Regions from separate parts of the Mus musculus genome. Here region 2 is linked to region 1. Evidence: chromatin loops called from intact Hi-C (ENCODE). Cell type or tissue: left cerebral cortex. All regions are shown on one strand. Links, peaks and the distances in the headings refer to the core of each region. The heading gives the core; the rest is flanking DNA.

Region 1 (15,093 bases), core at 2,659-10,658:
CCTGTATCAACCAGTAACTTACAGCTCCAAGAGTCCAACCAAAGATGTAGCATGAAACACTTTATTCCATATGGCTGAACAGGAGGAACAGGGGGCCTAGCATTCTTTTTTTTTTTTTAAGGTTTTATTTATTTATTTTATGTATGTGAGTATACCAGAATAGAGCATTGGATCCCATTACAGATAGTTGTGAGTCACTATGTGGTTGCTGGGAATTGAACTCAGGACCTCTGAAAGAGCAGTCGGTGCTCTTAACCACTGAGCCATCTCTCCAGCCCGGGGCCTAGCATTCTAAGAGCTTGAAGGTTCTATTGGCAAAGGAATAAAAGCAGGGACAAGGTGTATGCATAGCAAGCCCAGGTGGTCAGCTGTGTTCTGGTTGATCATTTTCTCAGGTCTGGTTCTATGTGGTCTTGCTGTGGAAAATAACTGTGGCGTGGGGTAGTGGTGGTGGTGTTTAGCTCTGGCCACTTGAGGGGCAGCCTCAGTTCCATCATTGGGTGAGCTGTTGACAAGTCTCATTGTTCCTGGATTTTTGAAAATATCTCAGTTATCCTGATCTTGGTGTCCTCAAACTTCAGAGGGGAAGAAGAAAGATTAGGTCACTTTAGGATAAATGAGCTTTGTAGAACCAGTTTTAGACCAACACTCCCTGAATAATTAACATGTTTACTTGCAGAGCTGGGCAGGAATCTGACCTCAGGTTTAAGGTAGCAAAGAGGATACATGCAAAACTGTGTGCATATTTATGTGCACATATGTGCAAGACAGAAGACAACCTCAACTCTCATTCCTCAGGTCCTCTCCTCCCCATCTTGGTCTCTGTTTGTTTGTTTGCATTGGCATGGAGATTGTAAAGTAGACTAGGCATACTGGCCAGCAAACCCCAGAAATCTGCCTGTCTCCACTGCCCCAGTGTTGCAGTTACAGGGGTCCAGGCCAATCCCCCTTTTTGAGACAGGGTCTCTGTGGTAGTTGAATATGCTTGGCACAACAAGTGGCACTATTAGGAAGTGTGGCCTTGTTAGAGCAAGTGTCACTGAGGGGGTGGGCTTTTAGAGCTTCCTCCTAGCTGCCTGAGGACGCCAGTCTTCTCCCAGTGGCCTTCAGATAAAGATGTTGAACTCTCAGCTCCTGCAGTACCATGACTGCCATGCTTCCTACCACAATGACAATGGACTGAACCCCTAAAACTGTAAGCCAGACCCATTTAAATGTTGTCTTTACAAGAGTGTCCTTGGCCATGACGCCTCTTTACAACAATATAAGCCTTAACTAAGACAGACTCAGTGTGTATCCTTGGCTGGTCTGCAATTCACAGTTGTTGAATACACCAGGCTAGCTCTGAACTTGAAGAGACCCACCTGCCTCTGTCTTTCAAGTATGGCTCCCCACCAGGCTTCGTGCCAGCTCCTTTTAATGTTCTAAAGACCAATTTTGTCTTAGTATTTATTACTGTGATAAGTGATAAATCACCATGAACAAAAAGCACCTCGGGGAGGAAAAGTTTGATTTTGAGTACACATCCAGGTAACGGCCATCGTCCAAGGCAGTCAGGGAAGGAATTCAAGTAAAGCGGGGCCTTGAGTCAAGGGAGGAGCTAGTGCAGAAGTCAGCCATGACTTCTTATTAGTTTGCTGCTTATTAGCTTGTTCCCTCTGGCTTGCTCAACCAGATTTCCTTTAGAGCCCAGAACCACCAGCCTACATGTGGCACTAGTTACAATGGACTTGGCCCTCCCACATCAATCACCAATTAAGAAAATGCTGTACAGGCTCGATACAGCTGTCTTACCTAGACATTTTCTCCATCAGTTCCCTCCTCTAGCTTCTCATAAGATAAGGTAAAAACTAGCCAGCACAAAACTCAACCATCACCCCAGGTGAATGCTAACCTTTTATCCTGCTTTTAATTGCAGGATATCTGCAATTATGTTGTATCTGTTAAAACATTTAGCCCATTTCAATTTAGTTGTCTTAGGAACTCCATATATTTTGGCTAACAGTCCTTTATTAGTCATCTTTTTCAAATACATTTAAGTTCTGTGGCTTCTATTTTCTATTTCACATAGGGGATTTTTAAAAATTGTTTTCTGAGACAAAGTCTCCTCTTGTAGCCCAGGCTCACCTGGAATTCTCAGCATCCTGAGTATGGCATCTACAGGTATGAGCCACACGTCCAGTTGAACATTTGAGTCTAATGAAGGCTGCTCCACCCGTTCTTTCCTTCATGGATGATGCCTTTGGCATTCTATCTAAAAAAATCACTGCAAAACCCAGATATTTGAGACTTTCTCCCATATTCTATAGTTTGCACTTCATGTTTTAATCTATAAATGTAAATTGAGTAAATTTTTGTTAAAGACATAGTCGCTCAGTGCCATTGCTGACGCTATCCTTGGCCGATGTTCAGTTGACAGCACTTATGTGTGTTTACTTATGACCCATCTATTCTTTTTTTTTTTTTAAGATTTATTTATTTATTTATTACATGTAAGTACACTGTAGCTGTCTTCAGACCCTCCAGAAGAGGGAGTCAGATCTCATTACGGATGGTTGTGAGCCACCATGTGGTTGCTGGGATTTGAACTTCGGACCTTTGGAAGAGCAGTCGGGTGCTCTTACCCACTGAGCCATCTCACCAGCCCCATGACCCATCTATTCTGTGCCACTGATCTGTTGTCTATTCCAGTGCTAGGAGCACAGACTTCATTACTGTAGCTTTACAGTAAACTGCAAAACTGGATATTGTCAGCCTTCCAACCTTGTTCTTCCACAATGCTGTACTGAATATATCGAATCTTCTACTCTCCATATATCTATCTATTTTACCAGTTTACTCTTATCTTTTTTTGTGTGTGTTTGTGTTGCTGGGCATCAAATTCTATATTAAGTCCAGAATCCACTTACTGATAGCTGCAAATTAAATTTTGCTGGCATTTTGACTGGTACTGCACTGATTCTCTAAGTTAAGCTAGGAAGAATGGTCATCTTGAAAATACAGTCTTTCTATCCATGGACAGAGTAGCTCCTCTCCATTTGGTACCTTCGATATCTTTCACAGGTTTTTTTTTTTTTTTTAAAGATAGCTCTTACATATCATTTTGCTAGATTTTTATTTACATCTTTTTCATTTAGGGACAGGTATGTAGCTTAGTGGTAGAATGCATGTGTAACATGCACAAGGCCCTGGATTCATCAGACTCCAGCCTTTGAATGTGATAATGTAAATGGCACTGTATTTAATTTCAAATCGCATTTACTAGTTGAAAGTATGTCGGAAAGCAATTGACCCAGGACCTTACTTACTAATATCACTTGTTGCATAAAATCTTTGGTCCTTTTGGATTGTCAACATAGACAATCATATTATCTTTAAGTTTTGCTGCTTTCTTCTAGTATGTGTGGCTATCTTTTTTTAAACTGAATTAGTCAGATCTTCTTATATGATGTGAAAAAAATAGTTCTAGGGAATATCTCTACATATTCCCTTTGAATCCATCTGTCTGGCAAGCAGTCGCCAACTGCCCATTACTATCATTCCACACTGAGAACCACAGTAAGCACTAATTTAATCAAGCGCTGATTCTATTATTCAGTTAGAAGGTTGATGACGCAGAATGATAAAGGACAACTACCATGGAAGAAGCTTGTGTTTCACATAAATCACATTAGTCATTAGCTGGCTTATGGGTTTTCCTAAGCTTATTTTATTTCCTAATGTCTGATGAGCCCAGGCTGGGTGTGGCAGCACACACCACTACTCCCAGCTCTAGGGTGCTCTCTGTGAGTTCAAGGTCAGCTTGATCTATAGAGCAAGTTCCAGGCCCACTGTGGCCACACAATGAGAATTTGTCTCATCCCCACGCAGTCTCTACCTCCCCAAAAGGTATTCCAAAAATACCCAACCCTGCAAGTCTTTCAAACCATCCTGTGCATCATTATTCTACACATCAACCCCGTTTTGGCCTCACAAGTTGAGCATTGAAAAGACCTCAGGTTTTCTAATTGCTCTAAATATCATCTAATTGGTCATGTGGCAGGCAAAGTGCTAGGTTACCCCCAACTCTAATATTCCATGTTTAGGAAGCACTCCTTTTATCTGCTACAACTTTTCATTTGGGTAAATAATATAAACAAAGCCTTCCTGGGAACTCAGAAGTGAAAGTCAACTTAGAACACCTTATTAACTTGAGAATATTCACTGCCAACATCTCACTAACCTCAGAGCTGTAAGCATACTGTTAAAGCATTGGACAACCTGGGTTCCACCTAAATAACATGTGATACATACATACACAAGTATGTGTGTGTATGAGAGAGAGAGAGAGACAGAGAAAGGAGAATATGTGTGTGTGTGTGTGTATATATACAGTCACCTCTGCTCTAAATATAAACTTTCTGTCAGTAAGGTACATAAGGAAATCTTTTTGTTTTGTTTTGTTTTTTTCCAGACAGGGTTTCTCTGTATAGCCCTGGCTGTCCTAGAACTCACTCTGTAGACCAGGCTGGCCTTGAACTCAGAAATTCGCCTGCCTCTGCCTTCCGAGTGCTGGGATTAAAGGCGTGCGCCACCACGCCCAGCAGGAAATAGTTTTTTTAAAGAAGACTTTGAAAATCCAGATGTGGTGGTGTACACCTTTATTCCCAGCACTCAGGAGGCAGAGGCAGGAGGCAGAGAGGCAGGAGGCAGAGAGAGAGGCAAAGAGAGAGGCAGAGAGAGAGGCTGCGAGGCAGGAAGATCTTTGTGAATTCAAGCCCAGCCTGGTCTAATGAGTTCCAAGACATGCAGAGATATGTAGAGATCCTGTCTCAAAAACAAAACAGGGCTGGAGCGATGCTCTGCCAAAGGTCCTGAGTTCAATTCCCAACAACCACATGGTGCTTTACAACCATCTGTAGTGGGATCCGATGCCCTCTTCTGTGTGTGTCTGAAGACAGCTTCATTGTACTCATATACATAAAAAAATATAAATCTTTAAAACAAAGCACCCAAAAGTAAAACTAAGAAAGTGGTTGGAGTCAGGTAGTGGTGGCGCACGCCTTTAACCCCAGCAACTTGAGAGAGGCGGAGAGGCAGGAGGATTCCTGAGTTTGAAGTTGAGCCTGGTCTACAGAGTGTGAGTTCCAGGACAACCAGGGCTACACAGAGAAACCCTGTCTCGGGGGGGGGGGGGGGGAGATATATGACTCAATGACTCAGCAGGTAATGACGCTACTGTTCTTACAAAAGAGCTGGTTTTCATTGCCAGACCTACATGAAGGCTCTCAACTGTCTGCATGCTTGTTCCAGGATGCCTGTTCTGACCTCCATAGGTACATATACTCAGGTTCACATCAAATACATAAAATTAAAAAAAAAAAAAAGAATCGAGGGCTGAGGGTATAACTTTGTAGGCCTTTTAAGGCACAGGACCTGAGTTTGAGACTCAATATTAAACAAAAAAGAACGGGGGTGGGGGAGGGACTGAGGGACTGTTAAGAAAACAGACCTAGAAATATAGAAAGTTCTTGATCTGAGTCTTATCAAAAATCAAGTGCAGCAGCACGGTGCACTGGGGGTTGAGCCCAGGCATGAAGGCGGGTCCCAGGGAAACAGAAGCGCCTCGCAAAGGAAAAGACATTAATCAAGATGGTGAAGACGGATGAGTAAGACAGTTGTAGAAACTCAAGGCACTAAGTATTTACTATTAACTACAATACTACTGTAGACTGGCTGGCCTTGAACTCAAGAGATCCTCCAGCTTGTCTCCCTTGTGCTGGGATTAAAGGCGAATGCCACCACTGGCAGGCTCGGTATTGACCACTGAGAAGAAAATTAAAAAGCAGCCCTCCACTTATCTAACTTTAAAATCACAAGAAAATAAAACTATGCTTGGAAATATTGTAATCGGTTTCTAAATTTTGTGAGATCCTTAAAATAGAATCAGGCACCAGGAAATTATAACTGAAAATGAATTCTGGAAAGTGCTTCTTCAACCTCTCAATGTCAAGCCCTCGGGACACACACCTTGCAAGTAAATGCCTCTTCTCAGACGCACTGCGTGGCTGCGACACATGATTGTCCGGTCCCCCTCCCCCAAGCACCGTCAAATGGAAAACAAACAAACAAAAAAACAAACAAAAAACCAAAAAAAAAAAAAAACCCCGCCCTCTGTGCTGCAAATTCTAGCTCCCATTACCCGGATCCCGGCACATTCCAGCACCGCTCCCGCCAAGTCCCGGGCCGGGAGACGAGGAGGGGGATGGTAGCACCCAGTGTCCCCACGTCAACCCACGCAAGGGCATCCTGACTGCCTGCCCAGGAGCGGTGTTCGTCCGGTCGGTCACGAGCCGGAGCGGCGTCCCTGCAGTCACACCGCGTCTTTCAGTCAAGGACTGGAGCTCTGTTCCCTGTCACCAGCCATTCCCTGGGTCGTCCTGCCCGGGAGCGCTGTCCGCTCGGTCACTTGTCGTCCTCTCAGTCACGGGTGGGAGCGCTGTCCCCTCGGGCATGGGTGGGAGAGGCGTCCCCTCCGGCACAGGTTGGGGCGGGGTCCCCAGTCACACCATGTCTTTCAGTTCGCGGGGCTGGAGCTGTTCCCTGTCACCTGCCATTCCCTAGGTCGCCTTAACCAAGAGCGCTGTACCCTCAGTAACCTGCGGTCCCTTAGGTCACGGGTGGGAGCTACGTCCCCTGAGTCCTGCTGTCCCTTCAGGCACGGGTGTGAGCGCTGTCCCTTCTGCCCTCCTAGTCACAGGTAGGAGCGCCATCCCCTCGGTCACTTGCTGTACCCTCGGGAGCGCCGTCCCCTCGGGCACCGGTAGGAGCGCGTTCCACCCGTGCGCCGCTCTCCTACCTTGGCACGGCGCCGCAGGGTTTTCCCGCAGCGGGCGGCTCCCCCACGGCCTACCATGACGCTCACCTCATGAGATAGTCCCGGAAGTCCTTGCTCCGGACATAGTCCGCCGCTTTGCGCACCAGCGCTCCAGCCATGGCCGTGCCGTTGGCGGTGAAGCCGCTACCTAGACAGATGACACCGCTGTGGACTCGGCTGAGGCCCTCGGCGCTCTCACCCCAGCGCCCGCCTCACGACACTCGGAGAAGCCTTACGACCGCTCGGCGCTCCACCAATGAGAACGCGCTAGACCGCAGAGCGCGTCCGGGATTGGCTGCCGCGGTCGACACACCCCCCGCCTGCCCTCGGGGCGGTGCGCGCCGCGGGGCTGCCGTCGTAAAAGGGCCCGGCGGCCCGGACGACTGGCGGTTGCTAGGGGCTGCGAGGGTGACACTCCTCTGCCCGGGGGTCCTGGGCAGGCTTCCGGGGTCTCAGCGGGGCGTGGTGGGCAGGTCGGGCTCCTGTCACCCCTCGCCTGTCCCTTTGCCCCGCGGGCGGCTGCACAGAGACGGTGAGATCCTGCAAACCGGCGGCGACCGGCTTGGGATGGAGTCACCGAGTGCAGAGGAGGGAGGCAGTTAAAAATAGCTAAGAGCCTCAGTCTCCAGAAGTGTGGCTGCCCACGTGTGGAAAGCACAGGTTACATAAGTGCCCGGAGCGTGCATACTGCAGCTTTAGCCTGTACACCCGCAGAGGCTCAGAGCCACACCCCAGACATGGCGGGGGGGGGGGGGGCAGAATGCAGAGAGAGTTGAGCCGGAGGTAATGAGAAGGGCCTGGCTACATTTCCTGTCACCACTACCACTCTTGAGGAGAGGAAAGGTGACAGAATCCCTTCCGCCGTAAACCGGATCGCGTGAAGAACACAACTGCCTTCAGGCTGCTCGCAGCCACACCCGAGTAGGCCACACCGCGCTAAGGGTCGCTAAGGCCCGTCCCCTGAGTTCGTGCCAGTGTCAGTCTTTGTTTACCAAAAGGAGGCTGAAGACGACCTTCCCCTTATAGGGAAGGGTCTGCAGGGCCCGGACTGCAGCGCTCTTGCCAGGTTTGCTCCGGAAGCCCTGGCTGTGTTCCATCTCCAGCACTGCCGTAAACCAGGCTGGGTGGTGGGAAGTTCAAGGTCACCACTGAGTCCTCGGGGTGGGGCTTGGGGCGAAAGTTATTAAACGAATGGTAATCTTCTGTGGTTTTCCCCTTCTATGCATAGTAAATATGTGCAGCTTTTCTCAGATTTAATTTTTGCCGGTTTATTCTAACAATCTTCCGAGAATAGAGGGGACTCTCTTCCTTACCAAAACCGAACCTGAAGCGGGCCTTGGTGGCAAATGAGTTTGATCCCAGCACCGAAGATGCAGAGGCAGAGGCAGAGGCAGGAGGATTTGAGTTCAAGGCCAGCCGTGTCTATATAGCTAGTTCTGTAGCCCTGGCTACTCAGAGAAACCCTGTCTCAAACAAAATTTAAAAAACGAAAAACAAAAAACAAGGCCAGGCAAAAAAAACAAAACAAAAAAAAAAAAAAACACACAAACAGCAACAACAACAAAAGCACAATTTGGGGATTATACCTCAAATCAAGGAAAGTTGAGTAATTTAGAATGCCACTGGGGAATATGAAGTCTGGAATGCACTGGCAGAAATGAATATAGGAAGTTAAACCAAACACTCAAGGGAATGCATAAGTATTAAGAATGGACATTCCCTTTGGCCAGCAATTCCTTTCTAGAGCTGTCCCTGGAAAGGCTAGTTTGTGGAGCTTATTTTAATATGGAAACAATCCTCAAGGCGTTCCAGCGTGTGTCATAGTGTGTAACTTAGCAGGTGAGAGAGAAAAGAGGACCCATTCAAGGCTGGCCTGCGCTACATGACATCCTGTCTTAAATAACTGCAAATTAGTAATAAACCAGGCCTGGTAGTGTACACTTTTATCCTAACAAGTGGGAGGCAGAGGTAGGCAGACCTCCTATGAGTTCTGAGACCAGTCTGGTTTAGATAGCGACTAGGCAAGAAAACAAGTTATTTATGTTCTAGTGCTAAGTAATTATAGTATTTATCTGCAGGAAAAAATGTGTGGACTATTGTATAAAGTATGTTACTCATTTGTGCTCAGCGATGTTTTTGTGTGCAAAGATATTGGGACAACACTGACAGTGGCTACCCCTAAGTGTAACGGAAGGGACATGAGATGGAGGAAAGTAATTTTTTTTTTTACTGTGTAGCCCTGGCTGGCCTGGAACTTGTGACATCTTCTGTTAAAAGGATGTTTTATTGTAATCTGGGCATGGTGGTGAACCCCTCTAATCCCAGAACTCAGGAAGCAGATCTCTGAGCTTGAGGCCAGCCTGGTCTACCTAGTGCATTCTAGGACAGCTAGAGCTTCATAGTGAGACTCTATCAGTCAATCGATCAATCAGTGTTTCATTATATGGATAGAATAATGCTTCTGAGTGGTCTCTAGATCTAGAAACATTTGAGAGACTAAGGTGCAAGGATGGAAGTCAGTTCACACTGGGTCAGACACAGCGGGGAAAGTCTAGGAAGCTTATGTCTGAGTCATGATACCCACTGCGACCAAAAGAAAGTTCTGCAGTAGCCTGTGCCTACATGTGTCAATACCCCGGTTAAAGCATGAGTGAAGGTACCAATTGTGGGTGGAAAGAGATGTTCCCAGAGCCATGTGGGCTATTGACCCTAGGAGGTCCTAGATATTTCAAAACTGAGAAAGGCTATTGCCACTGCTGCTGGGTGCTTGCCAAAGTTAGATACTAACGCCCAGTTGCTGAAGATGCCATGCACTTTGGTTGTAAGACTTGGAGACATAAAGCTGGAACTGAACTAGACGTGTTCCCTGTCTGCTGACTAGCGTTTAGAGTGCTGGAAGGTGTCTGAAGACTGCTGGGGAGCGTTGTGGTCCAAAGTTCTACTCAGCTGTGGACCCTGCATGCTACACGATGAAAGTGCCAGGCAAGATAGGGCAGGCAATAGTGGCATGAAGTTTCATGGCGCAACCAACTTTCTGATTGGTGTTAAGGTTGTGTCTCGAGGGGAATTCATGCCTAGTGCTGTAAGCTCACACAAAACCAAATGGCTGGGAGTCAGAGTGTGCAAGATCGCTTTATGTCAACTTGACACAAGCTGAAGTCTGAGAGGGGAACCTCAACTAAGAAAATGGCTTCTTAAGGTTGGGCTGTAGGCACACCTGCAGGGCATTTTCTTAAGTGGTTATTGATGGTGGACCATTGTGGGTGGCGCCATCCCTAGGCTTGTTGTCCTGGGTTTTGTAAGAAACTAGGCTGAGCAAACCATGCTGAGCAAGCCAGTGAGCAGCACCCCATCCATGGCCTCTGCATCAGCTCCTGCCTCCAGGCTCCTTGTAGACATTATTTAATCTCAATCAGGGGCTTCTACCCTGCCTTTGATCATTCAGTTCCTGGAATGATTCCACACTACTTTTATTTTTATAATAATCATTAATCAGCACTACAGCTGGGCAGATATTGACTCTCTAGGCTATTAGGATTTATTTCCCCATTAATATCCTGGAATTATAATTATACCATGTTTCATCTGGGCTGCTCTTAACTGCAATTGGCCAACCCTTCTTTCTGATTCACCTCACTCATGGTGTCTTCCTTCTCTCCCCATCATGTTTCTCCTCAGACCCAAGCTCAGGAACTCCAAGCCCTGCCTATCTCAATTCTGCCCAGCTCTATGGTGTAGGCATCTTTATTCACCAATCAGGGATAACGTAGAGGCCAAGGTCACTTGGGTCTACAAGGGAATTCTCTCATCCTGTGGGTAACCAGGCCTCAGCGGCCAGTATTTAGTATTATAATACATAGCAAAAGACCAAACCTCATCAGCTGCTGTTTGAGTTCCTATCTGACTTTTTTCCATGATAAACAGTGATGTGGAAGTGTAAGCCAAATAAACCCCTTTCTTTACAACCTGTCCTGCTGTTTTATCGCAGCTGTGTCTGCTTGCAAGACAGCATCACTAGTGGGCCTGCTGGCTGATGGGGAGGATGGGGTAAAGAGGGTCGCTGGAGCCTCACCGGCAACTTCAACTACTCCTTCCTGTAGCTTGCAGCCATTTGTTCACCATTCTGCCTTAAGTGAACCTGTTCTCCAGGCCTCAGGGTGTGGGGCGGGGGTGGGGTTAGACTACACAGGCTGGAGAAAGGTAAGTGAAGGAGGGCCCCGTCTATGCCTCTGTGAGGAAGCCATAATCCACTGACACTGTTTTTGGGTCTCCCACACTCACCCATGCTCTCTAAGCCCAACAAACTCATTGGTTCCCCAGGTTGGACTCCAGTGGGATTATACGTGTATTGTCTTTGTGGTCTTCTATGGAGAAGTAGAGCTAGTTTCTGTCTCCCCAGGGAAGCAATTCTAAAACCCTGGCACTGACCTAACTTCCTTCTAACTGGGTCTCACCCCTTAAAGATTCTACTAACCCCTTAGCAGAAAGTTGGGGTCCAACCTCTCTACACATGGACCTCTGGGACCTTCCTGGTCCGTGCGTAGGATTACATTAAAGAATAGAAGACAAACGTTTAGTGACATTAAGGACAGAAGACACATTTGAGAATGAATGTTGTTGACAGGTGTCGACAGAACCGCATGTGTTTTCTCCAACCTGTGAAAGTACATGAGCATACAATATTGCAAACCTATGATAACACCTTCTGCCCCATGGTGTGATGGGATCGCCTAGGAAGCAAAGGTCCTTGGTTAGTAGTAGTGTTGTTGAGACAGGGTCTCAGGCTGACATCCAGCTATGTAAGCTAGGACGACCTTGGGCTTCTGAGTCTACTGTCTCTATCTCCTAAATACTGACCCACAGCCTTGCCCCACCACGCCTAGTTATGCAGTGCTGCAGAGTAAACCCAGGAGGTTTGCCTATGCCTAGCAAGCACTCTACCTACTAAGTAGCCGGAGCTGGGCCTCTGTCACTGGTGACATGAAGAGCTCCTGTGTGCTCACCAGCATCATTCATACTTTTTCCCCATCACAATAACTCAGAACATGGCTGTAACCAAATGTCATGGCTTCTTAAGTAAAACTAAACTTCCCTCATAGGACTGGCAGCTGCTGGGCTTGAACCCAGGACCCTGTGCACACTAAATGTATACTCTGTCATAAGCTGCAGCCCAACCTCAGACTCTCAGTATATGTATCTGCTGTTTAATGACCAGATCAGGACACCTGGCTAGTCTGTCACCTCAAGCACTCATCAGCTCTTTGTGTCAGAGCCTGAAAACATTTCCCCGTGTCATTAAAAATGTTTTTATCCAGGTATCATAGTGCATCCCAGTACTGGGAGTGCAGAATCAGACAGAGCTCTAAAACTGAGGTCAGTCTAGGCTATATAACTTTGGACCAGTCAGGGTTACATAATAGATCCTGTCTCAGAAAGTGAACTTTGCATAGTGCTAGGATAGTCCTTAGGGCCTGAGGTCATTGCTATGGCCTTTGTCATTGCTATGCCCTGTGTTCATGCCTCAAAAGGAGCGTAACTGTGAAATGACCTGTGTCCTCTTTGTTTCTGCTTTCTTCAGCTCTTCCATCTCTGCTGCAAACCATCTGCTTGGCCCATTAGAGCACTTAATTCACGGAGCAAAGGGTGGCCTGAAGGATTCCAGACTAGAAAATAAAGCAACTTAAGTGGGGGCGGGGAGTTGCTTGTGCCCTGATGAGTTATCACACACAAGCACTTGTCTTCCTTCTCTGTCTGTCTCAGGTTCTGGTTCTCACCCCATAGACAAGTCACAAAAGAAGGGTCTCTCAGGTAGGCAGCTTTGTGGCTCCCTAGTGAGTGAATGGCAGAGAGAGGAAGAACTTATGTACTGGTCAGTAAATGCTAAAAGTCCCCCACTGAAAACTCGGGGGGACTAGATCATGGCACAGTGCAGGCCGCTCATCCAAGCTCCAGATTGCCACACCAACCCCAGCAGAATCTGTGTGACAAGTTCCACAGACTGAGGCGAAATTTTCAAAAGGAGGCCTCCTGGAGCTGGTTGTGGAACTCTTGGCCAGAGCAAAACATTGAGCCGTAGTTCTCATGGCAAATTTTCTGTTTTGTTTTCTCTATTCCTTTTCTTATTTACATATTTCTGGTAGCCTAGGCCAAGATCTTAAGCAAGAATAATGGGTAAGAAACCATCCCTTGAGATGGAGTCATTAACAGGACCTTATCTCTGGGGAAACCAATGCTTTACTTTATAAATTATTTACAAAATTATATAGTAGTAGTATGATAGATAAAAACCTTCCCAACAAAACAATTTCATATGGCTGCACATGTGTCATTGGAAGTGGGCTTTGGTATATGGTAAAGAAAGCCTTAAATAAAAAGATTTAAAATAGTTTAAATTTATGCATTGACTATTTGTTTAAAAAATCAGGTATTAAATGTTAAACAATAATTGATCATAAGATCAATTAACCTGCTCTTGGAAATCTGCCCCTATCTTGGATGACTGCCCCACTGAATACATCCTTTCAGAGCTGTAACGCTTGGATGATTTCTAGGAATCATGATGTCACGTGTTCCGTCTGTGATTCACTGAATACATCTATTCAGAGTTGTAATATTTGCTTCATTTTTGTGCTTCACTATGCCAAATGATAATGATGGTATTTGTGATTGCTTCACTAAACACATCTTCTAAGAGTTGTAGTATTTGGGGTTTTTTTTGGGTTTTTTTGGTTTTTTTGGCTTTTTGGCTTTTTCGAGACAGGGTTTCTCTGTGTAGTTCTGGCTGTCCTGGAACTCACTCAGTAGACCAGGCTGGCCTCAAACTCAGAAATCCGCCTGCCTCTGCCTCCCAAGAGCTGGGATTAAAGGCGTGCGCCACCACCATCCTGCTATTTGGGTTTTTTTAATGTATAAAAAACCCTGCTTGAGAGCTGCAAAATACTCTCAGATTCAAACTGCCTCTGTGTTTGTTTCTGTTTGTCACTGCCGGATCCTTACCCACCTAGACTTCGAGGACCCTCATTCCAGGGACCCCCGTACCCGACTGGGGTGGTCTGTGGCACCAGAGGCCACTTTAGTTCCTGCACAGACACAGCCTGTGTCCTCAGGAGCTCAGGCAGAAAGGGGAACTTCCTGGTCATGGAAGTAGGACGCCTGCTTGCATCAGAATGTTTGTTAGTTGTTTTCTGAGTCTTCGTGAGACTCAGTGAGGGTCTGAGAGCAGTCTGCACCTAAAGTTCCTGAGTCCCAGAGCCAGTCTGCAGAGAGCTTCTTACAGGTTGGGGTTGGTGGTCCTGTCTTGACCACTTGAGCTTTCTGAGTTGCGGCACCCTGGAATGCCCACAAGTGGAAGCCATTAAGTCCTACAGGGCCTCACTTTCCTTGTCTATAAAATAGACACAGTAACTCTTACGTTAGACCCTACGGGCTATTGAATTCTTAAGAAAATGCATGGGGATAACATCCATGCCAACTGGAAAAGTCAGTGATGGAGCCTGCACTCACTGTGGACTGGGACTCAGCTTGTTCCCAGTACCAACCAGACAGACAGAAAAGGAACAAGGGCTTGGTGTTGTCATATATACAGCACAATACCCTCCGCCCCTTTCCTCCTCTTTAAGGAACCTCAGGCCCCTCTACCTGCTATCCTCCTCTGGTTAATAAGCTGGATCACAGCCCTCAGACGCCGCATGCCTTTGTTGTCCTCTTGCAGGGCAAAGGGCTACAGACAGTATCCCTGGTGATTTCTGACCTTGGGGGAGGTTGGGGCTGTGGCTACTCTTGCTGTTTGTCCTGGTCTGCATGTATGCTTCTCTTGCACAATCCCCTGTTTCTATGCAGGTGACAAACAAGTTTCAGGAAGCCAGATCAACAGCAAAGTGACACGTCTCTGCTTGTAGAGCTTCCATGAGGAAGCAGAGCCCCCTGGCCACAGCCAGCAGGAGCAGGGTCTGTGGCTGTCAAAGCAGCCCCCCTAGTCTGTTCAGCACACTGACTGGAATTCTAGCAAGAGCACAGAGCAAGCAGGAAGCCATCTTTTGGGGTCCCAGTGGCCGCACATAGGAGAATGTGTATATTGAAAAGAATATTTACAACAGATGTTGAAGAACTGACATAAAATTCTGGTCCTCAAAGGGAAGACTAACAAGGCTGTAGGAAGGGAGGCAGTGCTTTCAGGCCATCTATCTGCTAAGGGATCCCTATTTAAGATACACAAGGAGCTCAGCATTCCCACTGCA
Region 2 (15,093 bases), core at 3,105-11,104, 87 kb after region 1:
GCTCTTGGGCAAGCAATCAAAGGGCTCTACATCCTACTACAGGACATTTGTGCAGCCATGTTCATTGCCACTCTACTCATAATAGCCAGAAACAGCCTAGATGTTCATTTATAGATGATATGCAATGAAAATGTGGTTCGTTTACACAATGGGATATTACTCAGCTGTTATAAATCATGAAATTCACAGCTAAATGGATGAAGGCACAAAAACCATACTGAGCAAGATAACAAGGACCTCGAAGACAAATATGGTATGTGTTCTCTTCCGGGTGGATGTTAGCCTTTAATCCTTCAGTAGGCATACTTCAATCCATATAACCAAAGAGATGATTAAGGATAGAGAAAGGGACTAGGGGTGAGGGAGGATTTCCCAAGGAAGGAGAGATAGAATATACAGTTAGACACAGGGTGGAGACTGAAAAGGAAGGACTAAATGTGTGTGTGTGTGTGTGTGTGTGTGTGTGTGTGTGTGTGTGAATAAAGAAGGGAATTCCCCCAAACAACTTAGACTATTGCAAGGCCATTGGCTGCTCTCCAAAAACTGATGCTGAGACCCTGTTGCTGAAGATGATATTCTCATTGAACACAGAGAGGTCTAGCTCGTGCCTAACTACAGCCTTCACCACTACTGCCTAGTGTTCAAAGGTTCTCTGTAAGCTACCAGAGGAGAAAGCTAAACACCAACCCAACTACAAACCCTTTGATCTACAGTGGTGACCTGCTTGCAAGATGTGCTAGTTAACAGGGTCACAGACATTGTGGGAGTAACCACCCACTTTCTAACTGGGATCTAAGGCCCATTCTAGGAGATGGAACCCGTGTCTGGTGCTTGAGTGGCCAGAAACTGAGACTAGATAGGCCATGGACCTAGGGGAAAACCAAATCCGATTGTTCTACTAAAGGAGCTTGCAGAGGCATGATGACTCTTGATGACATTCTGCTGTGCCTATAGATCATGTTCCATTGAGCCAACCCCAGTGAAGCTTTCTCCTGCAGGAGCTGGGAGCTATACAGACATCCATACCTGGGCAATAGGCAGAGAAATGAGAGGCCTTGGAGCATCCAGTCCTAAATAGAATGTCTTTACCAGCCCCCCCCCCCCTTCAGGATGTGTGGACCTCTCAGAAGAGGAGGCAGAAAGATTGTAAGGACCAGAGGGGATGGAAGACACCAAGAAAAAGCTTCAGACACAGCAGAACTGACACACAGAAACTCAGAGACCAAGACAACACGCACACGGCCTGCGTGGTCCAAGCCAGGCAGAGTTCCAGTGCTGAGATGGGAAAGTGGACAAGAGATCCATCCCTAAGCAACTGTCTCCAACTGACCACTGCTTGCAAAGAAAAAAAATTAGTTTTCTCCAATGGAGACTCAATAGGTATATAAACCACATTTAAGGGCAGGCGCCATAGGGTTTGGTTTGGTTTTTTGTTTCTTAACCTTATTGATATTTTGCTTGCATGTTATGGCTTCATAAGCTTGTATGTTGTGCTTTTGTGGGTTTGAGTGTCTCTGTGTTTCACATGCTGTTTTAAATTTTTATTTATTTATTCTGCCTGTTTTCTAGAGAGAAAGAGAGAAGGTGTGGAGTTGGGTGGTTTGGTGGTGGTTGGGGAGGATATGCGTGGAGATGAGGGCAGGGAAACTGATCAGGATATATTCTATAAAAACATTAATTAAAAAAAATAGGCTGTTGAATCAATAAAGAAAATTCACCCAGTTTGTAGTTTCTATAGTTCTGTGAATCTTTTGACCTTGAAAAAAAGAGAAAAAATAGGGCTGGAGGGATGGCTCAGTGGATAAGGTGCTTTCTGTATAAGCCATGATTTTGATACTCAGGACCTGTAGTAGGAGGAGGGAGAGTTCTGACTTCCACAAGTTCACCATGGTACATGCACCCCTCCCCTCTCTCTGTTTATGTTTAGCATAAACAGTTTAAAGTTTAGCATAACTGTATTACTTTCTAAGGAACGTGTTTTGACTTTCAGGAATGTGTTTTGGGAGGTGGAGGGATGGCTCAGTGGATAAAGTGCGTGTGAGGGACTGAGTTCAGATCCCTGGAGTCCATGCAGAGCTGGGCATCGCCATGTCCATTTGCAGTCCCAGTGTTCCTATGAAGTGAAGACAGAATACACAGAAACTCGAGGGTGGGTCACCCTACCCGAGTACACACAACAGTGAACGAGAGACTGTGTCAAGTAAGATAGAAGGTGAAGATCAGCATTGGAGGATGGCCTCTGACCGCCACACTCCTGCCCTGGCATGCACATACTGGCCCTCACACATGAGCATGCATGCACAAAGATAACACGGGAAGCAGTGTTTTAAGGTAACATGAGGATCGGTGAGACCGTTTGTGTATTCTCATCTTCATTATGTAAACTTTCCTCCATAGATAGACAAGGAGCACAAAGGAGACCTCACTCTTCAAGCTTTCAAAGAGTTCCATTTCAGAAGCCACTGGCCATCAGTGGGCTAACGCCCCGAGAGGTGGAGGGTGGAGACCATCTCCAGGAGCCCACTCCCTCCTGCCACTGTAGTGCCATGTAGAACACACCACAGCATCCTCAGAACCTGCATCCCGTCATGGGGTAGGGCACATGGTTCCTTAAACGCTCATGGACAGCTATGAAAGTCTTCCTCCCTAAGTACTTGACATCTAACTGAACTCGGGCCACTTATGAGAAAACACAGCAAGTGACGCGATGCATGTCATGGGGGAGGGGTGTTCTGGAAAGAGGGGAGACAGACACTGAGCAAGGGACAGATATCCTCCCAGAAGCATGGATGGCTAGCAAAATTAGCAAGGTCTCATTCTCCAGAGGTGCAACCTGGGGGCTCAGATCCCTGTGGAGGCAGCTGAGGACGCCCTCTGAACTTCATCTGATCTGCCTTCCTTATCACTCTGTCGCTAGGAGCTTCCCTGGTTCACTTCTTAATCTTGGGCACTTAAAAAAAAATACAGTTATAGAAAGCAGGAGTCCCAGCAGATGCCGGGCTAGTTATACATGGAGCAGGTATACTAGGGACAACATGAAGGCAAAGCGCAGAGGCACTGAAGACTGGCCCTGCATCCTGTTAGAGGAAAATTATGATAAACTGACATGTAGGCTGTAGGACCTGGACCAGTCACTGAGAAAGATAAATGAAAATACATTTTAAAAGATAAAGAAAACATTTAGGGAATTACATTGGAAAGTATGAAAATATCTGCCATATGAAACAAAAATGGTCTGAGACAAAGAACCAGATCTGAGCCTTAGCCTTATTAAAAAAACCTAACATGGCACACATATTCAATTATAAACATTCCATCCAAAATAAAGAAAAACAACAAGCAAACTAACCCAGCCACACGGCATCTACGGGAGACAGCATAAAATCCAAAGACATAGCTGTCTCTGATATCCTTTGAATTAAAAGGATGAAAGGAAATGACATCCCATGCCAACAGGCACTAGGACAAGAATGGCTATACCGCCACCAGACAAGATGGACATAAGCAATCAGCTAGGCAGGGTGGCGAAAGTCTGTAATCCAAACCGGGCATGGTGGCACACTCCTTTAATCCCAGCACTCGGGAGGCAGAGGCAGGTGGATTTCTGAGTTCGAGGCCAGCCTGGTCTGCAAAGTGAGTTCCAGGACAGCCAGGGCTATACAGAGAAACGCTGTCTCAAAAAACCAAAACAAACAAACAAACAAACAAACAAATAAATAAACAAATGTCTGTAATCCCAGCATTTCCTTGTGGGCCATAAACCTGAGGCTAGCCTGGTCTACACTGTGAATCTCAGGTTTTAGCTGCTTCTGACAGCTGGAAACTGGGAATGCTGGTACTGAACGACGTGTTCAACACCACTCCTTCACAGGGCCATGCGCACAGATTCTCTCTACTACTTATATTCAGTCTCTGTCACTTCACTTCCTGCATCTCTGCTGACACCCACGCTCCTTCCTAGGGACATTTCCCCTGTGGAGTGGCCCACTGTTTATTCCATGGGATCCAAGGAGCACTGTCAATCACAGGCCACACAATCCAAAAGCAGCTTCCTGGTACATGTTTGCTTCTTCCCTGCTTGTCTCCATGCACAGCCTGCCATCACCTCTCAGCCAAGCTTCTTCACAGTGTGGCAAGTGACACCTGTCTGTACCATGTCACTCCATCACAGACTGAGCTAGCCAGGAAGCTGAGTTTCAGGCACAGGATATAGAATAGGATCAAGGCCTGAAGGGAACTGGAATGGGCAGGAGTTCTAGGTCTTCAGGGTTCACAGAGAGCTTCCAATGGAGGCTGATGACTGCCTTCCCACCTGAAGGTGACATGGTTCTGTGCTTCACAGACCACACCTAGGGGCCATTAGAATCTGGCACACTCAGTGGCAGAAAACTGGTTCTAACCTGAGCCTTGAAGTGGGGGAAGACTGGCAATGCCGAAATGTACGTAAGATGGGGAGGCCAGGGTCCTGTGGGTAAAATACAGTAGTGGAGCCAACCCGGAAAGCCGTAGTACCTCAGCAGCAAGCACAGTCCAGGAACCGCGCAGCTGGATGGAGAGACAAGTGACTGTCCTGTCAAAGCTCTGAACCTGGGTCAGAAAGACTAAGGCCTCGGACCACACAGGAGGGGAGGAGAAGAGAGTGGAGAGGTATTGTGGAAGTACCACTTGCCAGTGATCTTCATCTCAGGCATTTCTCTCATTTTAGAAACCTCAGAGTGAGCAGGAGAAGGAAAAGGGCCCATGATGACATTGCAAGTTGCCTGCATGTTGCAGTGAGAACAGAGGCTGGGGGTGGAGGAAGATGGGGTTAAAACAGCAAGAATACGGAGTGAGACGGGTATGCTGCTTGAAGCCAGGTATGAGACAACCATGCTCCCAGCTGAGACACTGCAAGCTAAAATCAACTTGGGTGTCTTTGTCTACCCACCATCCGCATGCCAGCATGGACTCAGGCAGCTATAGGACCTTCCTCATTCTGGTTCCTGTTTCTCAGGAAGGGGAGCAGGCCTGCAGGAAACAAACCTTAATCCATACAGCTGCTGTGCAGGCGTGCAGGCAAGCAGGCAGATTTGGACAGCACAACCTTCTAGAAGCTATCTGGGAACCTTAGAAGGTAACCTTGGTCTGCAAGTAGAATCTACCCTGCAGGATTACAGTATAACTTTAGATGGTGAGACTGCTCAACCTCACTGGCCCGGAGTCCCACGTTCTTCTGGTAGCAAGACTTTTTAAGGTTTAAAAAATGGTCTTACGGATCTAAGCTCCATCCACAAACCATCTTCCTGGGAACCACACCTCCTCTGCAGGATCCTACCCAGGGACATCTGTTTCCCACCCAGCCGGAATTTTCTGTGTGACCACCTTAGTGCTGACCTCAGTTATAGGAGGGCCTTTGGCCAAGTTTCCCAACTATTCTACGTTTGGCCTTTTTGTAAATAGAATTCTTTGAATTCAACCTGTAAGCTCATGAGTATGGTTGTGATACATCTTGTTAGTCCAAACCTTCCAGCCCTGAATATATAGCCCAATTTGGATTTAGAATTCAAATTCACTTGAGACCCAGGCACAGTGGTCTGGGCTTGCAGCTCCAAGCACTTAAGACTGGACTGGCGTGTACTTTTAACCCAATGTGGGATTAATGTCAACATTGTTTTTCCTTCTTAAATTGGACAGTGAGGCAAATGAGGCAATTTTTAAACAAGTTACTTTTTTTGAGATGCCTGTTTTAATAAAGTAACTTCCAATTACTAACCCTGGAGTCAAGATTACAAATAAATAAATAAATCCTAATGGTGACAGGGTGAGTGATTTTATAATTTTTCCAGCATGTATTTATTCATTTCAGGTGAATGAAGACAGAGCAGATTGATATATAATTTGGGAACTTTAGCTCGATCCAATGAATACTGAATTTCCAACTTTGGGGAAATGTCCAATGTACTTTCAGAGTTAAATCAGCTCAGATGATTGTGACACAGGCCATTGGCTGTGGCTATGTGTGTCCTGTTACAGATCACAGCAGCTAACACTGCACATAGTAGCCAGGTCAAAAAGTATTATCTTAATGCCATTTTCTCTGCCAGGAAACTGCCTGCTCTTTTTCAAAGTCCATGTAGGTATATAGTTTTTTCAATTGTTTCTTATTTTTTCCTTTTTATTTAATCAAAATTTTTAAATTAAAAAAAAAAAAGGACTGGCGTGTACTGATTGAATTCTCCCCAAGTAACACATCAGGAAACCATGTAAAAGGGGGAAAAACAAACCAACCAACCAACACAACAAACCCAAACCACAGGGCTGGCAAGATGGCTCAGCAGTTAGAGCTCTTCCAGGAGACCTGGTTAAAGTCTCTGCATCTACATGATGGTACATCACGTCAGCACCTTTAATTCTAGTCCCAGAGGATCCAATGCCACCTTCTGGCTTCTATGGGCACTACATACATTTAGTATAGATATATAAGCAGGCAAAGTATCCATATGCAAAAGATGAAAATAAGGGGAAAATTAAAATCAATCACTTTTTGTTCACAGCCATGTGTTTTAGGTAGAAGTCGTCAACTCAAATCTAACTAGCTTGACGGGTGTGACTTCATCCTCTGGACTCCATCTCCCCACTAAGGCTTTGTCTACAACAGGGGCTGGCAGCATGGCCTGTTAATGTGCACAGGCAGGGCACCATGGTCCTAGTCCAGTACTCAGGGCTGGCACTGCACACCTCTCCAGGACAGCTGCTCCTTTATGTCAACGAGGACACCAGGGCTATGAGGAGCTCTCCATGTTTGGGAAATGTCCACTTGGCCTTCAGTCTGAGGAGCTGTCAACCTCCAGAATCAAACCTGCACCTAACGACCCCATCTGAAGACTCCAGGCTGGCAGGGACACTATCCCAAAATGTAGCCCTGAGCTTAGGAGGCGCTGCTTGGCCACTAAACAGTCCCTGCATTCTGCAGTACTTGCAAAACCCATTTTTAAGTTTATACTAGGGTCCAAATGCTCTTATTAAATTAGATTTTAGCACAATTCCTGCTCTTTTGGGGTGCTCAGACAACATCCAGGGACATGGATCATTCCAGAATGAGTGCTGTGTGACTACTTCCCACCAATTCAAACACTCCCTCTTGCAGGGAGAAGGCAGGCACAAATGCAACAGAAACTTGTAAACTCGGTAAGTTTAGGAAGCTACAAGTCTAGTGACTCCCTCTCCAAGGTTAGATATGCAGTGCACAGTTGCCAAGGACACTCCTCAGACGAGCTGTTGGTTAGGATGCTCTAGGGATGCTGGATCTAAGTAGTCACATGAGTTGGTGTGGGCTCTGTAATTAGCCCCAATAAACCGACAAGTTCACCGAACCAGACTTGAATGGTTTCTTGGGTATCCTATCTAGGTGAATGACATTTGTTCATGTCTCCCACAACAGAGAAATCAAACACAAGGATAAACCTAAGTGGAGAGAGAGTACTTAGTCTAGTGTGACATTTTTACTGAAAATCACCCTTGTGTGGCTGCGAGGAAGCCATTTCAGACAAGGAAAGGTGAATACAAGCACCTTGAGAAGCTGTGGGGTGCAGAAGCTTGGGGGCCTGCAGGACCCAGTTCTAGGACAGTGAACAGAGGCTTGAGATGGCACGAAGAACAAGGGAGGCAGGAGCACCATCTGCTGCTGTAGTACACGAGGGGCAAGATGGTTGCTCATCAAAATGAAATGGCATTTTACAAAGCAAAGTAGAGCATTTAAAAAACAAAAACAAAACAAAAAAACCAACACTGTAAAATGGAGGATACTGCCGGCCAACATTTTAATCCACTGTTCAAAGAGACATTTATTACATGCAGAACCTGTCATTCATTTCACACATTAAGGTTTAACAGGTTAACAATATCTAAGCAAGGAATACTGTAGAAACCACTTCTTCCCTGTTGAATTTCACATTTTTAGAAGTATTCAATACCTGCATGTAGTGCTGACCACAAAGTTGAAGCCTGCTTTTTCTTTCCACCCTCTCAAGACTTACCAAAAGGTCAGTCACTGGGTAATAGAAAGTCTCAAATTTCACATTTGACTGTTGGAAAGTCTTCCTCAAATATACAAAGCCACATCCTGCCATGCTTGCAGGCCAGTTCACTAACTGGAGTGCCTACCAAATATTAAGGCACACATCTGATCCAGACTCCAGATGCTCAGCAGCCCCAGGCTCTTCCACAGTACTGAAGAGATGACAGGGCACAGCATTATCTAACAAGACGACGACAGCATCTTCATCCAGTGCTGATCCGAAGAGTCAAGCATGGGGCAGACTAAGAACTTAAGTACCCAGGGCTTCCAGGACACCTCTGTTTCTGTCCTACTTCCTCTTGATGATTATAGCTCAGTTTCACTTAAGTTTTAAAAAGCCAGACTCTGTTGTCAGAGAGCCCGAGTCTTTATTACTATATTTTCACTTCCTCTACACTTACGCCTGATAAACGTCGATGTGCTTACGCACTATGGACTGGAAAGTGGCACTGATACAAACCACAGCACCTGCTCACTCACTCACTCACCATGGATCAGTGATGTCCAATTTCTCTTTTAATAATAAAGGTAGCTTTTAATAGTCATAATTGAAATAAAATGCACCTAAGTTTCACACAGTCCCAAATTTTAGTGGTATGACTCATGCACTGGGCTGAGTTTCTATCTGTACATTTTCAATACTTTAACATTACAGACGCCACTGTCCTATATCGCTGCAGTACTACATAAACAGTGTACATTAGATCTGCCACGAATTCTACTATTGGCTTTATTTTTAAAGAACTACAATGCAATTATGTACAGTATACAAAGTTTGTCAAACTGAATATGCATGGTCTTAGGCCATTACTACTATTTCACTCCAATTTGGATTTAAATATAATCAACTTACAGATCTGAAATAAAAGCACTGCTTAATGGTTTCAGATGCATTTTGGTATTGAATGTTTCAAGGCATTTTTAAAAATAATAAATTACGACTGTAATGAAGTAATCTGTGACTATAGCTGCTTACAGACAGCAGGAAGAACGTGACCTTAACTGGTAACTGTTATTGACAAGTCTATGAATTAAGAGTACTAATCATTTCTAGTTTAAAACAAGCAAAACTAAGAGTACAGAGTACTTGAATATAACCGTAATGGTCTAACAAACCTTCCAAATGGAAGGAGATACAAAATAAAGTTCATAGATCAATTTACCTTGTACTGATACTCTTCAGCACCATGGACTTACCAGGTCAGTTCACCAACTCTGGGCTAACCCGCCTGATACACACTAAGTGGGCGAGCTCCCTGGAGCAGCCACAGACACATAGTGGCACAAACCATGGCTGTACTGACCCTCTTTCTGCTCTTTAACACTGATATTTCACGGTTCCCTTGCTATAGTGAGCCTGACTACAGATGATTTCCTTGGAGCCATGCAGTTAAACCAAATTCAGAAGAATGAATCTCCTAGAAATGGCTCATATAGGAAGTATATGTTTACTAAACCGAAAAGTTTAATTTTAAAAATATCTGCAGTCTTTTTGAAATGCAAGGCACCAGCAGGAGCGGACATTCCAGCAAGAGTGACTGAGGAAAATGGAGCCAGTGATTCGTTTGTCCTCTGTTGCTCAGAATACTTCCTTTTCCTGTCTATGCAACATCTTCCAGATAGTCAGCAACATCACTGAGCTGGGAAACAGTCAGGTCTTGTGTGAGGTCATCGAGCTTTGTTGTCCAAAAGAAAGAGAAAAATCAGTATAAGCAAAGTCTGAATCAATCTGTATATTGTTAGATTTAAACGTATATATTTATAAACATATAACTTATCTTTTAAAGTCTGCTTGGGGGGGCCAGCCCTGGACTAGAGATGGCTTATGGGGAACAGGGACACTAGGTGAGAACAAGTCTCCTCTGCAAACTTTGTGACACTCTCTTAACTCTGCTCATCTGGCCCTTTGCATCTTTCTTTGTTATTCTTTGGATATAGGAAATGTTAAAAATAGAATCTCTTCAAATAAACCACCCTCCTTCTCTCCTATGGCCAAACAGCAGTCTTGGTATACAACTTTCTGTCACAAAGAAAATTGTAACTATTGTACATAACCTTAAAGTTGTTGTATTGTTTAAAAAGAAAATCAAAAAAGCCCACACATTGCAAAATCCAGAATCCTTTGGATCTGTATGTCTTTTTACTAATTGTTATTAAATAATGAATTCCTTAACGTAATCCATTGTATTTGCAAGACAACTGACTACTGTATTAAAGCCAATTTTAGACTAGAGACAAGAGCGGGGTGGGTGGGGAACTATAAATAAGAAAGATCTGTCATCATCTACAGGAGACGTCTGTCTCCACTGAGCTGCTGGGCTCAGCAGTGCTGCTGACTCCTGTGTGACTCTGCTCTATGCTCAGTCTGTGAGTCAGCTCCAATAGCTTAAGGTGGACTCCTTTCTATTTTATACGCACTCTGATCAAGCTTGCTGCAAACAATGTCAATCTGATTTCTTCCTTGGCTATTTGGATGTTTATTCTCTCTCCCGCCCGACCGCTCTGGCTAGGCTCTCCCGCACAGTGCTAAATCATGGTGGTCAAAGTGTTGAGTGCTGTGAAAGTCTGAAAAACAGTAGTTGTTTTTCTTCCTCTTGCCTCCCGGTCTCAGTTACTGCTGGCTGCTGCTGGGGATCAAACCCAAGCCTCACTCTTGCTACCTAAGTGCTCTATTGCCCAGCTCGCCTGCTTGTTTCTGTTTTGAAATCTGTGATATCACCAAGAAGATGAGTTAGCAACTGACCTCTAACATGAATTCCATTACAAATGCTACACAAAAATAATAATGCTCAGTATAGTCTTTGATAAGACTTCAAACTGTTTGACTCTTCTGGATGGTAACTGGTGTAAAGGTTAGAGAAGAACCCATCTTATATCCTGGGGTAGTAATTACAGACGGTCTCTCGCCTGGTGTCATTTAAGTGCTAACATTTTCACCTTATAAAAGAAACTGGTAAAGCTGGGCATAGTGGTAGCACTTGGAAGACAAAAGGCAGGCGGATCTCTGTGAGTTCCAGAACAGTCAGAGACTGAATCTAAAAAAAAAAACAAAACCAACAAAAAACACCTCCCAAACCAACAAAAAACGAAAAAACAATCAAGAACAATGGAAAAAATAAACCACGCCAACAAAAAGAAACTGAGATGTTAAGACTCATGCTTACCTAAGACAACTAGCTTCTGAAAGGTGGAGGCAAGAGACTTGGTTCAAGGTTGGGGCTTGCCTTTGCTACATATTAAGTTCAAGGACCCTATCTCAAAAAATCCAAACCAGACAACAAAGGAACTCAATACAATAAAAATAACATAAACTCAAAATTTGCTTACTTCTTCTAAAATACCATCTTTCTTGAAGGCCTTCTCCTTGTGTGATAATCGGAACTCAGCCTACACTCACCTTTTTTGAAGGCCTCGGGCATCTTCTAGTTATCTCATGACACGAGAGGGCAGACCCACCCAAGTTGTGAACAACAGAGATGATGCAGCTTATCTCTGTTGGGTGAAAAGCTCCAGTGTGGATCTTAACAATGGATTCCGGGCTTTAACCTCAAGTAAAGGCTGTTTCCTTTTGCTCTCCTGCCTTGGGGAGCCTGAGATGACCAGAAGTCCATCCCACCCCCACCTTTCCCAGGAAACAGAACCTCACCTGTGACCCTAAGAGAGGCAACATCTGACTCGAGTCCTGATCCCTTGTGGCCACTCTTAATCAGAAGCAAGTCCAGAGAGGCCTGCCAGAGCACAAGTACCAGCTAATGATAGCCGAGTCTCACAGACCCCTAAAGGTTTGCTTCAGACTTGGAATATGTAAGTGTCATCAACTTCTGTGATTTTCAACCATATTTTACTAGTCATATACATTTCCTAGGCCTCACAAGTCATTAAGTGGACAGACACACCCAGACTGTGGCCCCTTACTTTATCACTGGTGTTCCCGTCCTCTACTCCCATGGAAAGGTCTTCTTCAATCTCTTCACCAATACTTAGCTCACTTTTTTCTGAGCGATGGCTAGCACTAATTAAAAGAGGGGAAAACGACAAAGAACTCTGAAGAACAACTACTATTGCTCAAACTTTCCAGAGATTCTTAACCCTCTAAATACCATACAAAACCAACATTAAACATCAACTTCATATATAACATCTGAGAAAGCTGACAAGGGCTGCAGAGGCAATCACAGGGAAAACCTGATCTCTCAAATGCCACTCGTCATATGCTATTGCTATCTCTAAAACACAGTATAATAAATTATAGTAGTAAACAGGAATCTCTAAGCAAAAGAAAAGTGTCAAAATACCCAGACATGCTATTTGAATTTTCTAATCCTATCTATAACAAATATTATTTTCCCATTAAAAGGCAATTCATACAAGAAAGTTACCTCAAACAAAATGTTAAGTAATGTCATATTGAAGAAGGCAGTTTTGCTTAAAGTCAAACTCAGATGATTCCCACCCCCAAAGACAAAAATGTGCCTTAGGATAAGCTAGCGATTTGGTTTTGAGTGACAGGCTAACAACATCTCAGCCACTTCTTTATTTTTTCCAACCCCCGGCCCCAACACGGCGTACATACTCATCTGTACTGTACTGTGAGATGAAGAAGTCACTCCAACATATAATTTTGGAGTAACTATCTTTCTGTACTTTCAATCAACATGAAAAAGATAATTAAACACCAAATAAACCCAATGTAATTTTGCCATATCTGTATTCAGAAAGTATTTAAAGATTCATATATTCACCTCAAGGTGTTTCTTACCTATTAAAATCATCAGCATAGTCCTCATCTTCTCCAGTGCCTGGCAATCAGTTTTTAAAAAGGAACATGTTAAAAATATTATTTAAAATACTTATTTTAAATAAGCATGTTTCCTGTAAAACAATATATTTTTGAATATTACTTTATGAAAACATAAGTACCACAATAGTATCTAACTGTTTTTCAGATTTATTTATTTTATATGCATGAGTATTCTACCTGCATGTATAGTATGTATGTGTGCCATGTGTGTGTCTGGTGCCCAAGGAGGAGAGAGTATTGGAGCCCCTGGCAGGAGGCAGAGCTACCATGTGGATGCTGTGGACTGAGCCTAGCCCTCTGCAGCAGCAACACTCTTAAGCACTGAGCCGCCTCGCCAGCCCAGGGATTGTAGTTTTAGCACATAAAATGAAGGCAGATATAAAAGCTGTTCAAGTGGTTGCATCATAGGCTAACTAGTGAATACCCCGTCTGTGTTCTAGGTTCAGGAAGGTGGCTTAATCATAGGGAAACTCCCCATGATGCACCCCTGGAACCTAATGAAGCACGGCTCTGGGGGTAGCTTAATAGCAGAACACTTTCCCAACATGTTCGTGGATCTGGCCTCTAGCCTCTTCACCACAAAAACAGAAAAAGTGACACAGCAGCAAGGTACCATCAACTTCTCTAGCCATCCTGTTTCCAACTGCCATGACCTTCAACTCAGTAGTTCACTGAAGATTTTAAAAACAATCAGAAAGTGTGAAGAGGCAACAGCGCGTGTATGTGGGCCTATCACCCAAAGGGGTGCTTCGAGCCCTTTTATGATCACGTCCAAGCACAACCAGGCCCAAACCACAAAGTTCTGAATTCATAGGGTTTGATGCACAAGAGGTTCCAAATGCAGTCACCACAGGAGCTGCTACTAATGCAGAAGGACCTTAAGCTTCCTCATATACACAACAATCTGAGGAGCTAAACTATAGCTCTCAGTGACAACTAACTGCAAACTAGTTGTTTTCCGATGCCTTTTAGAGCAGCCAAGGAAAGATGCTGGAGAAACAAGACAACCACTGCCAATGGGAAAGAATGGCAGCTGGGAAGTGCACAGGAAGTATCTGAGGGGCCAGAGGAGGCTGTAGGGCAGGAAAATCCTGGATGGAAAGTTAACTGCTCAGAGCTGCTGCCTATACTATCCTGGGTCTGCTAAAACATGGGACCAGATCAGAGGAGGATCCAAGACCTAGAGGGGCAGAGCCCTCTCTTACAGAAGCTGATTAGTCATCTATCACACCCTGGGGTGACTCTTAGACTCCCCCACAGCACAGCAATGAACACAGAGAGAGAGGCTTTCCACCGTACAACAAAGCAAAGGTAGCATGCTGGGTGAAAGAAAGAACTCGGAGGCAGCGTACACTGAAATCTAAGGTGGAGGGGGACAGATCCCAGGAGGATGTGCTCCTGAAGGGAAGTGAAGCCAGACACAGCCAAGACCATGTCTACAACAACCACTGTGGAGCAAGACGGGCTGGCGGAACACAAGAGTGACCTGATGTCTTTTCTCACAAGGAGAATGGTATGTGGGAGAGGCAAGATTGAAAGTTAAAGGTAACAGAAAGCCGGGGAGGTAGCAAAGCTGTAGCTAACTGGGGGGCGAGGGCTCCAGTGGCAGGTGAGAAAGGCACGGCATGGGGTGAGGAGAGAGACTCTTTGCTAGAGCCCCTGAAGAGAAGTAACAGGCAGGGACAAATTTCTAGGTTGTTCTTCTCTGGAGTAAGGAAGCTGTCTCTATCTCCAGCCACAAATGTTTAAGGGGCTGCAGGAGCTTGAGAGAAAGCAGGCAGTGTCTAGTCCTCATGGGAAGAGAAGAGGGAAAATGTTCTGATAACAAAACCCAGCTTTGGCTGGTCTGCAAGTGCCACTAGACAAACAATGGTCACAGCTGACTGCTCTGTCTCCAAGAATTAAGACAATATGATAGAGGAAACCAAGTCAGGATAGCAGGGCAGCTGGGGCTGCAGTTTGGATCCATGGAAAGCCAAATGAATTATCTGCCTTCTGGCATTTGTAGTTAGTTCAAACTCAAGATATTTACTGACTAGTGTGCTACCACACACAAGAAGTTATGAGCTGGAAAGAGTACATTTAACAGAACATATACTAAATGAGAGGCTGGTACATGCTGCCCACAGCCAGTGACTCTGACTTCTTCCTTCTGTCTATTGAACTCTGTCTAAGCCTTTATCTCCGTCACCTGGTCTATCACTCGTCTCTTTTGCATTCATTCTTGCATCTGACC

Evidence for each region. Hi-C counts contacts between places; a loop is a spot of excess contacts. Peaks named below come from ENCODE experiments on the same cell type or tissue, not always from the same donor. Only the 100,000 strongest peaks of a DNase experiment are listed, where the experiment ranks them.
Region 2: it touches region 1 in a loop (2.2-fold over the local background); 3 of 42 quality-filtered maps call a loop at or near these places.

What each region holds. Positions count from the first base shown.
Region 1 is chr17:8,275,773-8,290,865 of GRCm38, reverse strand. It overlaps Mpc1 (mitochondrial pyruvate carrier 1), which reads right to left and starts at 7,079. Exons shown (of 5, transcript NM_018819.5): 1 at 6,905-7,079. The coding sequence starts at 6,975. In left cerebral cortex, for the core only: a CTCF peak has its summit at 6,801; DNase peaks (open chromatin) are centred at 6,608, 7,140, 7,465, 7,916 and 1 more place; H3K4me3 peaks cover 2,955 bases; H3K27ac peaks cover 3,169 bases.
Region 2 is chr17:8,189,160-8,204,252 of GRCm38, reverse strand. It overlaps Cep43 (centrosomal protein 43), which reads right to left. Exons shown (of 12, transcript NM_201230.5): 10 at 12,816-12,855; 11 at 11,972-12,068; 12 at 7,783-9,732. The coding sequence ends at 9,658. Among named protein-coding and RNA genes, the nearest start is that of Cep43, 31 kb to the right of the region's middle. In left cerebral cortex, for the core only: a CTCF peak has its summit at 6,429 (motif pointing left); DNase peaks (open chromatin) are centred at 4,962, 6,417 and 10,387; H3K27ac peaks cover 196 bases.